Linked DNA regions of Homo sapiens: region 1 is linked to region 2. Evidence: read pairs that join two places in POLR2A ChIA-PET (ENCODE). Cell type or tissue: PC-9. All regions are shown on one strand. Each heading gives the region's core, and the rest is flanking DNA. Links, peaks and the distances in the headings are about the cores only.

The links. Peaks named below come from ENCODE experiments on the same cell type or tissue, not always from the same donor. Only the 100,000 strongest peaks of a DNase experiment are listed, where the experiment ranks them.
Region 1: POLR2A ChIA-PET joins it to region 2 with 11 read pairs; 2 of 35 experiments call an interaction of 5 or more read pairs at or near these places.

Annotation. Positions count from the first base shown.
Region 1 is chr2:222,028,742-222,037,085 of GRCh38, reverse strand. No RefSeq gene overlaps it. Among named protein-coding and RNA genes, the nearest start is that of CCDC140, 270 kb to the left of the region's middle. In PC-9, for the core only: no CTCF peak of the experiment used is centred there; a DNase peak (open chromatin) is centred at 3,355; H3K27ac peaks cover 1,896 bases.
Region 2 is chr2:222,228,211-222,236,554 of GRCh38, reverse strand. It overlaps PAX3 (paired box 3), which reads left to right. Exons shown (of 9, transcript NM_181458.4): 5 at 4,272-4,477. Among named protein-coding and RNA genes, the nearest start is that of CCDC140, 66 kb to the left of the region's middle. In PC-9, for the core only: no CTCF peak of the experiment used is centred there; no DNase peak of the experiment used is centred there; H3K27me3 peaks cover 3,293 bases.

The DNA.
Region 1 (8,344 bases), core at 237-8,236, 200 kb after region 2:
GGTGGTGAAAAGGAACTCAATAGTTTTGTTGTAGATGTGTCAAGTTTGAGGTGTTGCATAGACAGATGGTTGAATCTGAAGTTTGGGGGAGTGTGGGATAGAGATATAAAATTGAGATTCTGCAGTTTATGGATAGTATTTGATCCCATAACACTGGGAAATGAGTCTTGATAAAAACCAAAAGTTCTCAGGATAGAGACCTACAGCACTTAAACATGTAGAGGTTGAGAAGAGCAAGAACTAGCCAAGGAGGGTAAGAAGGAAGATCTGGAAGGTGGGTGAAACATCAGAAAAGAGCAGTACTTGGAAACCAAGTGAAGAAGGGTTTCAAAGTAAGCGAGTGTCAGACTTTCAAGAAAGGAGGAATAAACTGAGAATGAGAGTGGACCATTGGAAGATGCAAGAGGAGGTCATGGCAATGATACTGGATACCCCTATGCACCACTTCAGAATCCTCTCTGTCCCATCAATGCCCACTCCAGCTTCAACCATCATCTCCCACATGCAATCAGATGGTGCCTTGCCTCTGGTCCATCTTGTGTGCCTCTGTCTTCTGCCCTGATGAGTCTTCCCTGGGAACTTGCTCTGCACGTGCACAGATACAGCCTGCAGGTGCAGGAAATTTACTGTGGCCAGGGCCACCCTTAACCAGCGGGGAGCAGGAGCCTGTGGATGAATGCTTCCCACTCTTATTCCCTCGCAAACAGTTCTGAGATGCATCTTTTAAGTCTCCTCAGAAGGTGTCAGAGGGACTGAGCACCAGTCACCTCTAATGGCAGCCAAACTAATATATCATTCTATTTTCTTCCCTCTTTCTCTGTTCACACCTACCATCCTTTACTCTTGTTCACATTCCAATATATACTTCTTCAAGCCAGTCTTTCTTTTCTTGCCAGAAGGTTACACTTGGCCTTCTTAATGATATGGCCCTGTTACTCTCATTCCTTCCAGGCCAATCTGGGTCATGTCTGAACACAGTCCAACTGGGCTGCAGAGCATCTGTGTCTGGTGCACACCGAATAAGTTGTTAATATGTATTGGTAGGAATTCGGGGAACATGTGTAGAGGTGGTTCTTCAGCATATCAGGCCATCTGGCAGGGTGGCTGAATGATGGAATGGGATGGTAAAGTGAAATATCAAGTGGTATAGGAAAATACTTTTTAATGTGAGAGCACTTTCTTTTGACTTGGAGTTCAACATTCTAGCCAGAGGAGATGGTGGTAATTCTAGAACACTGCTGGGATAGCTCCACAAAGTTTGATTGAAATGACGGCCTTCAATGAGTTAGCTGGAGCTGCCAGAACTGTTATGGCATGGTATTGAGGATGGGATTAGAGGGCTTAGGGAAGAGAGAATGTTGGGATGGTTTTATCATGTGAGCTCAAGAACCCAGGAGGGCACAGAGGACATTTCCTTCAACAAAGGGTGAGGGGCAGCACTGACATGTTGAGAAGCTCAGAAAGCTGTTGTCCTCTGCAGAGCAGGACTGACAGTGAGAGGTGGTGTCACTGGCCCGGGATCTCCAGCAGAATTAGGAATGATGGGATTCTGGGGTTGTGGGGGTGAGAGGCAACTCGGACATAAGTACTACAATGGGTGGCAAGCCTGGAGGGTGGTCATGGGGCCTTGACCTTAGGGCTTTGTGGAGATGGCTTCTAATCATGGTTTCTGAAGGGGATCCAAATGGATAGCTTATTGGGCTGCTAATTAATGTAGTGAGAAAACCTGTGAGTTAGTAAGACAGTAAGTCTGTCAGCTGCTTCAATGGAGCTTCGTTCCAGACCCATTCTGGAAAAAGATAGCCTTTATTTTATCAAACTGTAAATGATTCCTTGGCACCGTGAGGTAGGTACTGTGAACTGTGCTCCTGGTTTACTACACTTACATACTTTGTCTCACAAGTCACTTAACTCTTCCATCTCACAACGTCCTCTGCATTTTGGTTACACACCAGTAATCATTAGCTCCTAGAAAGAGAATGGGCCAGGTGCAGTGGCTCACGCCTGTAATTCCAGCACTTTGGGAGGCCAAGGTGGGCGGATCACCTGAGGTCAGGAGTTAGAGACCAGCCTGGCCAACATGGTGAAACCCCGTCTCTACAAAAATATAAAAATTAGCCGAGGCCGGGCGCGGTGGGTCACGCCTGTAATCCCAGCACTTTGGAAGGCTGAGGCGGGTGGATCACGAGCTCAGGAGATCGAGACCATCCTGGCTAACACAGTGAAACCCCGTCTGCACTAAAAATACAAAAAAATTAGCTGGGCATGGTGGTGGGCGCCTGTAGTCCCAGCTACACGGGAGGCTGAGGCAGGAGAATGGCATGAACCCAAGAGGCAGAGCTTGCAGTGAGCGGAGATCGCGCCACTGCACTCCAACCTGGGCGATAGAGTGAGACTCCGTCTCAAAAAAAAAAAAAAAAAAAAAAAAAATTAGCCGAGCATGATTGCAGGTGCCTGTAATCCCAGCTACTTGGGAGGCTGAGGCAGGAGAATCGCTTGAAATCGGGAGGCAGAGGTTGCAATGAGCCTAGAGCATGCCATTGTACACCAGGCTGGGCAACAGGGTGAGACTCTGTCTCAAAAATATAAAAATAAAATAAAATAAACAAGGAAAAGAAAAAGAAAAAGAGAATGAAGACTACCCTCATTGGGCCTCTTCCTTGCTGTTCAGCTCAAAAATCTAAGACAAAATACACTGGAAGAAAGAGCAGGCGTCATTACTTCTTGCTGCCAGGTGACTCTGCGCAGGTGTTGCTTTCCTGAAGCCTTTGGTTTCATAATGCTTTGTCACACCCAGCATTATGTGAGGGTGTGACAGGCAGGGCCTGGGTAAGGAGAATTCTGTACTGTGTGTTCCTTGTTTGTTTTCTCTGAGTATCCACATCTTGAGTTCAGTCCTCAAGTGGGCCTCAGGTACCACTGCTTAATAATACCGCAAGGTGTTCTGTAGAGAGGGATTAGTTAGGCCAAACAGAAACCACTCCATGGAATGAGTTTCCATACATAATTTGTACCAGCATAATTTATATATGCTATATTCAGATATCCTTCAAATGTATATTTTAAGTATATATTAAACTATATAAAATATAAATATATATCATATATTTATTTGCTATTTGTGTATGACACATGATACAATGCATACTGCAAAACAGGGGTGATACTCGTGTTAACTCTCCACAAAGTACTGATGAATCTTTAAGCCTGGAGGAGCTAAAAGGTGAGTGTGTCTCTGTTCTGTGTCTATTCAGATCATTTCCTTCTGCTTGTCTTTTAATCTGCTTTGGTGTCACTCTCTGATTTGTACTGCAGCGTGACTCATGCAGATAATTTAGCCTCTTGATATTACTCAAAGTTTACACTATAAGGTACAGATTTCAGCACTGTTCTTTTCCCATGGGCTTCTGTGTAGGTCATTGCAACACTGAAATACCAAAAGGTGTGGGTGTCCTTCAATGCATTCTGAAAAATTATCCCAGTTGTTGCATTCTCAAAACAGCCCAAAAATGGCCTCTCTCCACTCTGCCTGCAAAGACAAAAAGGTGCCCTAAACCCTCTTTGCCAGAGCAGGCAGTTGCTTCACTTGGTATAGACTGGTTGCTGGCTGAGAAAGTCAGGCTCCCTACGGTGAAGGAGAGACAGAGAGCTGGCATGCATTGAGGGCTTACGATGTACCAGGCCCTGGGCTCAGGGTTGTCAAAATGCTGCCTCCTTGTACTACAGTCTCTTTCTGTAATGCCATGCGTGCTCCTCCATAACCTCCAACCTAAATTGTGGCTTAAGCATTTTAGTTGTTGCGTTTCTTGGGTTTCACTGTGAACTTTGCTGTGTGTAAATTATAGTGTGTGTGTTTTCCCGATGTTTCCTAGAGAGAAGTTACAGTAGCCCAATGCAGTGCATTTTAGCATTCTAAGAAAGCAAATGCCATGCACTTTGTGTTCATTTTAACTCTGAGCTCTGAGGCTGACTGCTCATTTTTTGGAGACCCTGGGTATCTTCTGAGTGTTGGGATGGGGCACTAGAATCTGTCTTGCGTTTCTCTTCCACCATCCCACTTTGGCCAAGGCCCTTCCACATGTATTTTTTCTTTATATCTGCTAATGCTTGAAAGCTTCAAGCCCTCTCCCCAACTTCACGTGGGGACCCCTATACTTCCCTGTAATTTAATGTCTCATTCTCAGTGCCAAGAGCTTAGGGCAATCTTTTCTTCATTATGGGGATATTTTGTAGGTTCTTGTCTTTGCATTAGAGGAATCTGCCACCATCTCTGTCCTGCTTGTGCTCAGTGTTAGATTGCCTTCTAAACATCCAGGGGGAGGAGGGGCTAGGTGACACACAGGGGCCAGAGAGTGGCCCGGAACTAAAGAATAAAGTTCTTACATGTCTTCTGCCCTGGAAGAAAGTAGGTAAGTTACATTTGACTCAGCAACCCCATTACTGGGTATATACCCAAAGGATTATAAATCATTCAACTATAAAGACACATGCACGCATATGTTTATTGTGGCACTGTTCACAATAGCAAAGACTTGGAACCAATCCAAATGCCCATCAATGATAGACTGGATAAAGAAAGTGTGGCACATATACATCATGGAATACTCTGCAGCCACAAAAAAGAATGAGTTCATATCCTTTGCAGGGACATGGATGAAGCTGGAAACCATCATTCTCAGTAAACTAACACAGGAACAGAAAACCAAACACCATATGTTCTCACTCATAAGTGGGAGTTGAACAATGAGAACACATGGACACAGGGAGGGGAACATCACACACCCCCACAGGTCGGGGGTGGGGGAGCTAGGAGAGGAATAGCATTAGGAGAAATACCTAATTTATGATGGGTTGGTGGGTGCAGCAAACCACCATGGCACGTGTATACCTATGTAACCAACCTGCACGTTCTGCACATGTAACCCAGAACTTAAAGTATAATTTAAAAAAAAAGAAAAAAGAAAAGGAAAGTAGGTAAGTGTGGTAAGTTACTACCTATAGGTTATAGGCAAGTTCCTTTTGTTGATTTTTAGTTAAGTTGCTTCAGCAGGTGCTGTAAGTGACTGTGTGTGTGTGTTTGTGTGAAAGAGATTTTAAATAGAAAAATATAAACAGACTGGAAAAGAAACAATGAAAAATAGTAAAGGAAAGCAATAATATTCTATCCTGGGACCTCCAAAAAGTTTGAGGCCCCAGGATAGAATATTCTTGCTTTCTTTTACTATTTTATTTTAAGTTTTACTTTTATTCATTCTGTGGCCGTCTCTTGGGATTTTCCCCCATTTAAATATGTCTGGTCTGAGGCGGGCGGATCACGAGGTCAGGAGATCGAGACCACGGTGAAACCCCGTCTCTACTAAAAATACAAAAAATTAGCTGGGCGCGGTGGCGGGCGCCTGGAGTCCCAGCTACTCAGGAGGCTGAGGCCAGAGAATGGCGTGAACCCGGGAGGCAGAGCTTGCAGTGAATCGAGATCGCAACACTGCACTCCAGCCTGGGGCGACAGAGGGAGACTCCGTCTCAAAAAAAAAAAAAAAAAAAGTCTGGCTTGCCTTGTCTGAAAATTCCTAGACATGGGGGCATTTTGGGACTGTAGGATAGCCAGATTTCTCCATGGCTTTGAGGGTAGTGATGCTGGTGTGAAGAGAAATGTCAACATAAAACAACAGCAACAACAAGAACTAAAGAAACAACAACTAAAGAATTGGAAGACAAAAGTGAAAGGGCCTGAGTGCAAGACAGTAATATTTGTGTGAGATGATTTCTTTCTCCTCCGGAAGCTACATGTGCTGGGGGAGACAGGTTTCCTTTCTCAGGCTTTCTCACCTGGCCTCCACCTATGAGAGAGTTGGGTGACAGATGAGATCCAGGAGCACTGATTCTTCTCCAGCCAGGAAAGAAGCCAGAGCATTGGCCTGGGAAGTCACTTTGGCTACCAGTGCTGCCCAAGAGGACTTAATTTAGTTCAATCAAAATATATGAAGACACCATTGTGTGCCAGATCCTGTGCTAGGCTCTGGCTTCCTAAGCGATAGACAGGAAATAATCGGCAGGATTTGGACCTCCACTGGGACTGGTAAATTGGAGCAAGGGTTGGGTGGAGGATGATAGCTAGGTATCTGGCTTGGGCAATTAGGAGGAAGGTGATGATATTAGCGAACAGACTCTCAGAGGAGCAGGTTTAAGCAAGGTGGGGCAGAGAGAGGGCGGAAAATGATACGTTTGGTTTGGTAGGTGTTGAGTGGGGCCTACCATTTAGGCATTCAAGTGGAGATTCCAGAAAGGGGTGGATATATAGGTCAAAGGTTCAATAAATACATGAACAAATAAATGAATACATAAATACATAGAGAGTAAATGATTTTCTTTTTCAATTTCAGAATTAGAAACCTCCATCTAGAAGTCACAAGTGTAAGTAGAGGCGGTTATTAAACGTTGCTCTAATTTTTGGTTTCCTAATCTGGAGAAAGAGAATAAATACCTGCCCTGAAAACCCATGGGATTATTGTAATCATCAGATGAGACAATTTATATAAGTGTGTTTTTAACATGCAAAGGGATGCAATTATAAGACCATAGTATTATTGATTGATCTCTGTGTGTGTAATATGACCCTTAGCAGTGTGGGATGCAAAAGGCTAGAAAATGCAACTCTTTTCTCAAGGAGTTTGCAATCAGTAAAGGCTGTGGAAAGATTATCTATCCTTTTAAAACAAAAAGGAAGGTGAAATTTTTGGGAACTCTCCTAAGACTTGGGTGGAAGAGAAGGGTACAACATGGGAAAAAATTCATGGTGGGAAAATTGTAAAGCATTTAAGCTCTTCATCATTAAAAGATTCTCACCAGGATTGTAGGACTGTTGCAAGAAGACTGTCTAATCTAAGAAACACATTTTTATTTCAGGCTGTCTTTTATTGTACAGGCAATTCATAGGATGCCTCTTCTATTTGGAAAATGGGTACTTGTCAAAAACTCTGAAACACCCTGTCAGTACCTTCACAGGGCGTGATAGTATCTGCTGGCAAAACATAACAGCTACAGCCAGGGATGGCTGCATAATTTGTGCGGTCAGTGCAAAATGAAAACGCAGGCCTCCTGTTCACAAATTAACAAAAATTTCAAGATGGCGGCAGCAGGTTACTAAACTAAGTGCAGGGCCTTCTAAGCCGGGGGCCTGGGCAAGTGCTGATGTCACCTACGATGCTAACTCTACCTGCAACCTCTCCAGAATCTGCCACAGGACATCATCTGGGTCACCATTTAAATCAGGTAGAGCTTGATGAGCATTCAGTGAACACTTGTTGAATCACAGCACTGAGCATCTATCCTGTGCTAGGCCAGTCTAGAAGTGAGCACAGAGATTAAGAGGATAGGTAAAGCCCTCTTCCCTTGAGGAACACTGTTGCTTGCTTAGTGAAAAATAACATATGTTTTATTTTTTGAAGGTTCAGTTTAAATACTACCTCCCAAATGTCTCCATTAGTTTTCGCTTTCTTCTGTGTTCCACAGTGTTCTGTACTTTGACTGTGTTCTTTCTTAGAGAAAATGGCTGACCAAAGGTAGCCTTGAACCCAAGTCTTCTTGTTCAGTGGTTGTGTAATCAGGTGATGGGTTATTCCTGTGTGCTGCACAGACAAAACCAGTTCACTGAGACTGTGATCTTGCAGTAAAGCAAGAGTTGAATTAACGGGAGTCTGCCCATGTGGAAGACAGTTATTACCCAAATCAGTCTCCCGAAGGCTCAGAGGTTAGGGTTTTTCAAGGATAGTTTGGTGGGCAGGGGACTAGGTAATGGGTGCTGCTGATTGGTTGAGAATCATACGAGTGTGGGAAACGGTCCTTATACACTAAGTCCACCTTTGTGTGGTGGGGGGTGCACAGGACTGGTTAAGTCGTGAGTCACAAGTCTAGGTGGGGTCAGTCTGAAAAACATCTGAAAAGGCCAATCTTATGTTCTGTAATAGTGATGTTATTTATATGAACAACTGAGAAAGTCACAAATCTTGTGACCTCTGGCCATGTGACTCCTCTACAGTAAGGGATTATAGAAATTAAGCCTACAGTGTAGCAGAATTCAGGCCCCTACCAGAATCCTAATCTTGTGGCTCTTCATTAGTCTTACAAAGGTGTTTTCAGCCACTGAACAAGGAGGAGTTAGTTTTAGGGTGAGACTATTATCATCCTTGCTTTAAAGTTAGACTATAAATTCCTCCCCTGAGTAGCTTGGCCTATGCCCAGGGATAAGTGAGGGCAGCCAGCCTGTGAGGCTAGAAGCGAGATGGAGTGAGCCCAGGCCAGACTTATCTCACTGTCATAATCTTTGCGAAGTCAGTTTTAGTCAGGG
Region 2 (8,344 bases), core at 85-8,084:
GTAATATTTAGAATTAGATTCTTTGTATCTCCTATCCAATTGATTCTAGTAGCTTAAGTAAAACTGAGTATGTAAAATAGATGAAATCCAAAAAAATGGCCCTCCTATGTGCTCTTAAAATGGGATTTAAGTTTTAGTTTTGCTCTTGGTAAAAACTGGATGATTCTGCCAGGTGGTGTGAGTCTGTAGTCCCAGCTATTTGGGAGGCTGGGGTGGGAAGATTGCTTGAGCCCAGGAGTTTAAGACCAGCCTGGGCAACAAAGCAAGACCCTGTCTCTAAAACAAACAAACAAACAAAAATGAAATGATTCAAATTGGGGTGATCATTGTGAATCAAGTGCTGTACAAATAAATTTTATTTCTATTGAATGATATAAGAAATAGTAGTATTTCCATGTTTAGAAATAGCTAGTTTTTCCTAGCCGGCAGATTAATCTTGGGTTGCTGACTTTACATATTTTAAAGCCCACATCCCTTTGGGGTTTACAGATGGGGAAAAGTTAGAATTATCTTGTAAGATTGTGGCTTCATATTGCCAAAAATTATCTGGTTTCTCAAATAAGTTTCCAGCCGAAAAATCAGGCAAATCATTTCCTCAACATCTTCTGAAATTATGCTATATGGTGGTTTTCCCAGTTAGATGCAACCTTTCCATTGCTTTTGAATAAACAGTCTAGAAGTAAGAGTAGTGATTTGTAAGCTTGTTAAAGAGAGTTTTATTTTTGGTGGTAACGGCTGTCCTATTGAACTCTTAAATTCTGAGACTTTTTTTTTCTTTTAAAGAATCACCAGGCCCTGCTTTCATGGCCTATATTTATACTCAAAGTCAGGATCAAGGGAGCTTTTGCCCTTCTCCTCCACTGGAAGTTTCTGTCCTCCCTGAACTCACCTTAGGATACCTGCATTCCTGTTTGACAGGTGTACTGTCCCAAATTCTGAGGCTTTTCATTACTAGCTATGCTAGTTTTCATCTTTAAAAAAGCCCACAATCCTCTGAAAAAATTGGTAATCATTCTTCCAAACAATGCAGGTATATAAATACCTGCTAAACATTCAACATGATTGTTCAGGCCTCACAGACTTCCAAAGCCCATCTGAATAGATGTTGGGAGATGTCATAAGAGGAGAATTTCCATTTTAAGAATAAAGATGTAAAACAGTGGCAAATAAATCAGTGTTGGAGCAAATCTGAAATTTGCCCCACACTTGGCATTCATTCAACGTGTCCTTATTGAGTGCCTACTGTGTTCTAAGGGTTCCAGCAGTGAACAAGGCAGAGAAGGGCTTTGAGCTCACCCAGTTTATATTCTGGGGAATGTTGATTTTTAAGGTGAAACACCATGGTCTTGACCCTCAGGATTAATTCTCGCTGGTGCTTGTAAATCTAACCATTCTTTTTCTTCAGAAACCAGAGACGATTTTGATTAATTGATCTGACAGTGCATGGCACATCATATTTACTTGAAAGAATTTAATAACCCCAGAGACTCCCAAAGGAAACATGAAAATTTCCACATACTATTATCCTAATGGGATCATAGTAAGAGAATGTACAAGCAAAGATTTAGGGTTCTCTTGGGCAGAGGAAGTTTTTGGTCAGTCTTTAAATGCTATTGAGTGTTTCACCTGAATTCACTTTGGAAAGAAAGGTTAGAAACTGGAAGCACTGAAGGAAAATATTTTATGGAAATTTGTCTTCTTAGGGGAATACGTAATTTGTTTCTTAGGGAGCACATTGTTCACAATTTAAAAATATACATGTGGGAGTGACTTTCAGTTAATTGTGGCAGATGTATTTTACAGAGTTGAAAATTTTGAGAGTGACAAGAATTAATCTAGAATATTCTATAGAGGTGGGCAGTGTTATCTGGGGTCGGTAGAATCAGCATCAATCACCTGGGAATGTGTTAGACATGCAAACTCTTGGAGCCCACCTCAGATCTACTGAATTGAAACCATGGAAGGGGATCCATCAGTCTATGTTTTACCAAGCCCTCCAGGTCATCCTAATGCTCCAAAAGCTTATGAAACACTGTTCTATGACTCGGCACAAATTATTGCTCATTTAGTTTAGCTTACATTTATCAATCATACATGTATATAAGTTGCATTGGGAGCTTTTGGAGTTTATAATGCAATGCATAGCGTATTTTTTAGCATGTTAATTGTCCTTTAAAATATTGCCATAGCTAGAGAAAGTCTAGTTTTCTTTCTTTAAGTTAGTAGTAAAATATCCTAACGTAAGATTTATGTTAAATGAAATAATTTTATATTAAATTAGATAATTGAAAAATCAAAAATAATATGTAATACTTCTCTTTTGTTTTATGCACATGTATTTGTTTTCAGGTATATTTAAAAAAATTATCACTTGCATTATTAATTTACTCTATTGCCTCTTAGTTTCATAATATTTAGATGTGAATAAAGTATGGAAGTAGTAAAATGTTAGAAAACTGAAAATCACATTTATGGGTTCATTTTGGATGTGTACCATTTGGGGCAGTTTAAAATTTCTACTGAAATAGAATGAAATTTTAGATTTCTGTAGGGCAGAGTTAAGTTGGAGTTTAAGATAAAAGAGAATTAGAAGTAAAGGACTTACACATATTCACATTGCTTCTAGCACCACCTTCATTTCCCCAGGTCCTATCAGCCTGAGGGTGCAAATGAGTTAGTGTGACATTGACATTAATAATCTACAATTTTCTGGCTTACTGTTGCATTTGCTGACAGTAACCTCGGCCCCTTCTTTACAGGATCCCTTAGTTATTTGGGGAATTTTCAGAGCACATTTGGATGTGTTCAAGAGCCAGGCTGCTCTGGTTCCCCCTCTAGGCTCAGGGTCTATGGCCTGATAACCCTTTGATAGATCTTTGCCCACTACCCCAGTATCTGGGGTCCCGGGAGAGGGCTGCTCTTCCTGCCTGTAGCCCTGGTCTGATGCATTCTCCCTCACACTGCAGAACCCTCTATAGCCAGCGTTGCTCTATTACTGTAAGGGTTCACTTTGCTATGGGATCCCTAATGCATTCCTAGCAGAAACAGGGAAAATGCCTGCTCCACCCCTGCCCTCATCAAATTCTGGCCTGGAAATGGAACCACTTGTGCCCAGGTTTTGCTAGTTGCAGCCACAGATTCAGACCCTGTTCTTACAGGAGTACTAACCATTTTGTATCATTAACGTAATTTGTATCAAATTTCCCACTTCCCGCTTCTCTTGCCCCTGTACCTGCCCACTCAATTTTGAAATTCCCTTCCACATGTGAGTACAGGCAAATACACACAAGTTTTGTGTGTGTTAGGCCACCACACAGTGGCTTCAGGGACATTTTTGTCTTATGCAGTTGCTCAGGGCCACACACTCAGAAGGCCCTGGGATTGGGTTAATGATCTGTTGTTGCCTTCTTGAAACTCATAATATTTTTTTACAAAAGGGATCATACTTTTTTTTTTTTTTTTTTTTTTTTTTTTTGCATTGGCTTTCTTAAATAAAGCAGCTGTCCTGGACAGATGCCCACTCAGCAGAGACCCAGACTCTAGTTAGGGACAGTTCACAAGACAATGCCTGCCTGCTTCTTCTCAGGTCAGTTCTAGAGATTTACATTTTAATAGTACATACATTTTCTTTAAAGCATTTCCCCATATCTGGTGATGAGATACTGATTTAAATATAATTTTTTATAAGAGCAGTAGTCTATAAATATATAGGAATCTGGGAATAGTTAACTGTTACTCGCTTCTTAGGTACTAAGTCAAGTTTGGAATATTTTTAAAAATCACATTTAACAGATTTCATAATGTAAATGTTGGTGAAAATTTATCAGAAACAAAACTCAATGTGATCCATTCATTAGACACGAAGGAAGCACCCATTAAGTAGTAAGCATAGGGCCATACAAATGGAATAAGGCCTGTCCCTGTTTTCTAAGAGCTCATAATTGGCCTAGAATGACAGATGCTATGAGCAATTATTTCTGCCTAGGGGGCAGAAAGATAGAGTAGGAGAAGAGATTAAATATTATTTAATGATGCAGGACTGCATGGGGGCGGGGTGCTTGGTGTCCATGGAAGACATTGGGAATGCACTGTAGACCAGGATTTGAATTATTACGGATTGGTTAGACTTGTTTTTTGATCCACATTTATTTTACTTTAGGTATAGGGATCACTGTAATGGTGTCTTGCAGTCGGAGAGAGAACTTGGATTCAATCTCAGTTTTATTTTTTTGATTCACATTTTATGATGTTTTGTTCTTCTGTGCTTTTAGCCTCAGCACCCCAATCAGATGAAGGCTCTGATATTGACTCTGAACCAGATTTACCACTAAAGAGGAAACAGCGCAGAAGCCGAACCACCTTCACAGCAGAACAGCTGGAGGAACTGGAGCGTGCTTTTGAGAGAACTCATTACCCTGACATTTATACTAGGGAGGAACTGGCCCAGAGGGCGAAGCTCACCGAGGCCCGAGTACAGGTACTGTTGCCCAAACCTCCGTGTCCTACTTCAGTCCAGACAGGAAACAAACAAGCATCTTCTCATCTAAAACATATGTCAATCCCCCCCAAAAATGTATTAGGAATGGCCCTTTACTAGGGATGCATATTGTTAGGACTTTGATTATTTACTGACAGAATACAACTATATCATTTACGACACACAGAAGTCCACCACTTCATGTGACTAACTCAACTTTTCAGGAATCCTTATTGTACACCAGCACTATATGGACTTTGGGGGTGATACACAAGTAAGAGCAAATAAATTTTGAGTGGTTACTCTGTCCCAGCCACTATTTTAAGTGCTTCACATGAATTAACCCATTGAATCATTATTAAAATCCTAGGTGGGTACCATGATTGCTACTCTCCATTTACAAATAAGGAAACTGAGACTTGGACTATATAAGTAACTACCCAAGGTGGCATAGCTGCAAAGTGAGTCTAGAGATAATTGGATCCCATACGCTTCATCTCTGTGACCTTTCAATTATGAAAATGTGCAAAGGTGCATAACATGAAATTCCTTCATTTAACGATTTTATAATTAAGAAGCATTTCAAGAAATTATATTACTTAAAGAACATGTTGAATTATCTTTTGAACTCTTAGAGGTGCTCTGAACCTTCTGGAAAGGCTACTTAGATGTAATATGTTTCTATAGAGTATAGAATAATGTTTTCATCATTAATGAAGAACTACTTCCTGGAGCTAGTAAAACAGTGTTTGAAAGATGGCAGATATCGTAGGGTATCCTCGAACTCCTCACCACCCTAGAAGTTAAGTCACCTTGTCTGCAAATATTGTGTGTTATTTCCAGATTCTTAATTTGCAGGCTGGGGACTCAGCAGTGGACTAGTCAGTTGACATGGTCCCTAGATTGATCAACACGTTCATAGATGCAGCTAATTAACTCTCCTATTACAGAATTTTACAGAAATAGCCTCTTCCAGGCTGCAGAGCTCAGTCAGAGAGATTGTTTTCTTCAAACTTCCATATGATCATCATAGTGCTAGGAAAGTCAAGGAATGCTAAGATCAATTAAGACAGTTCTCTGAAGGAGTTGCAATCTAAGAAAGGTAAAAAAATAAACATACAAATAATTTAAAAATAACACAGACATGATAAGTGCAGAAAGAGAAAAAGTGCAATGGGAGTTGAGAAGAGGAAAGGATGAGATTTTTTTTTTTTTTTTTTTTTGAGGTGGAGTCTCACTCTGTCACCCAGGCTGGAGTGCAGTGGTACAACCTCAGCTCACTGCAACCTCTGCCTCCTGGGTTCAAGCGATTCTCCTGACTCAGTCTCCCAAGTAGCTGGGATTACAGGTGCTTGCCACCAGGCCCGGCTCATTTTTGTATTTTTAGTAGAGATGGGGTTTCACCATGTTGGTCAGGCTGGTCTCGAACTCCTGACCTCGTGATCTGGCCGCCTTGGCCTCCCAAAGTGCTGGGATTACAGGTATGAGCCACCATGCCCAACCTTTTTTTAAAAAATTATACTTTAAGTTCTGGGATATATGTGCAGAAGGGGCAGGTTTGTTACATAGGTATAACACGTGCCATGGTGGTTTGCTGCACCCATCAACCCGTCATCTACATTAGGTATTTCTCCTAATGCTATCCCTCCCCTAGCCCCCCACCCCCCAACAGGCCCTGGTGTGTGATTTTCCCCTCCCTGTGTCCATGTGTTCTCATTGTTCAACTCTCACTCATGAGTGAGAACATGCAGTGTTTGGTTTTCTGTTCCTGTGTTAGTTTACTGAGAATGATGGTTTCCAGGTTCATCCATGTCCCTGCAAAGGACATGAACTCAAGGGATGAGATCTTGAAGGAATGAAGAGAGGTACATGAAGAAGGCAGATTTAATTTTTTTTTTTTTTGAGACAGGGTCTCATTCTGTAGCCCAGGTTGGAGTACAGTGGTACAATCACAGCTCACTGAAGCCTACACCTCCTGAGCTCAGGTGATCCTCCCACCTCAGCCTCCCAGATAGTTGGGGCTACAGGTGCATGCCACTATGCCTGGATAATTTTTTGAAGAGATGGGATTTTGCCATGTTGCCCAGGCTCTTCTTGAACTCCCAGGTGCAAGCGATCCACTTGCCTTGGCTTCCCAAAGTGCTGGGATTATAGGCATGAGCCATTGTGCTGGGCCCAGAGGGCAGATTTAAGATGAACTTTCCGGGCTAGATAGATATTCACTGGACCAGGTGCATAAGGAGAGTATATTAGTAATAGGGAATTATATGAGCAGAGGCACAGAGAGGTAGAAGTGGTGGGCTACACGTAAGATAACCTTTCTTTTTCACTCTAGTCATATTGGGAGAATAGTTAGTTTGATTAGAATGTAAGGAGTGGTAGGGTGGTGGAAGAAATAGGGTTTGGTAGGTAGGCTGAGGATATCCTATGGAGGTCTTGGGTTTCAGGCCAGTGAGCTCACATTTGATGTGACAGGGAGTGGGGGCTATGGCATGAGATAGGTAGTGGCAGTGGGAATGGCAAGGAAGAGATGGTGGTGAAGGTATTCAGAGGTAGAATGGACAACCGATTGTGTAATCTAGAAGTGGGGAGGAAGGTGAGTGAAAGGAAGAGTTGTAGATAGACCAAGGTTCACAGAGCTGGTGTTTTAAAGTTGGGAAACCTATTATCATTGGGAAACAGAGTGTTTCTCCCCACCACACAGTGTAGAAATAACCTTTATTAACTAAGTCATAATATTTCAATAGAAAAATATTTTAATACAGTATTGATATAGTAATATTATATAATACTATATAAATATTATATTAACATAACATTAATATTACTATATCAATGTTATGATATTAACATGCATATTAATATAACAGTGCAGAGAAAAAATCTGTATCACAATCAAAAGGGCAGACAAATTAAATCATATAATAGTATATTATATATAACAATGTTATAAATAATATGTTTCAAATCTACTTTGCTTTTATTATAGTTCTGCAATTACCTGCAAATGTTATGTGAGGTCCAATCATGCCTCTTTTGAGTGGCCACTATATTCCAGGATTTGGTACCTGTCCTCTGTAACTGGCCAAGCCCACCTACTAGATCTGCTTTTTTGTTTGTTTGTTTGTTTGTTTTTTGAGACAGAGTCTCACTTTGTTGCCCAGCCTGTAGTACAGTGGCTTAATCATGGCTCACTGTGTAGCCTCGATCTTCCAAGCTCAAGTGATTCTTCCACCTCAGCTTCCAGAGTAGCTGGGTCTACAGATGTGTGCCACCATGTCTGGCTAATTATTTTTCTATTTTTTTGTAGAGCTGGGGTCTTGCTATGTTGCTCAGGTTGGTCTTGAGCTCCTGGACTCAAGTGATCCTCCCTCCTCAGCGTCTCAAAGTGTTGAGATTACAGGTGTGAGCCACTGGCACTAGATCTATTTTTAAAATAGGCCGAGTATCAGCTCTGAACTCAATGTGAGTAAGGAAAAATAAACATTTATTGTAAATAGATCAGACAAGGAGTGTGATGGAAAACTGAGGAGTGTTCGGTGTTGTTCTCTTTCATTCCTGCCTTTGTCAAAACTAAGGATGGAGACAGAATATATTTCAAACCCATGTAGCTTGTACAGCACCCAGCATTCTCATCTGGCTCAATGAATGTCAAAGGATAATAATAATGGCCCATTAACTTTCAGAGGACATGGGATCAAACCAATAAACAGTAGTTCATACTTTTCCATATAGTGACCTCCTCTTCGAAGCAGGGCCTTCATTAACGTAACAGCTGTCTTAATGTGGCTTTAACCCGGTGACTCTTGACATTCCTTATGGCTTCTTTAGTTCCCTTGAGACACATCATGGCTGGCACCACGGCTG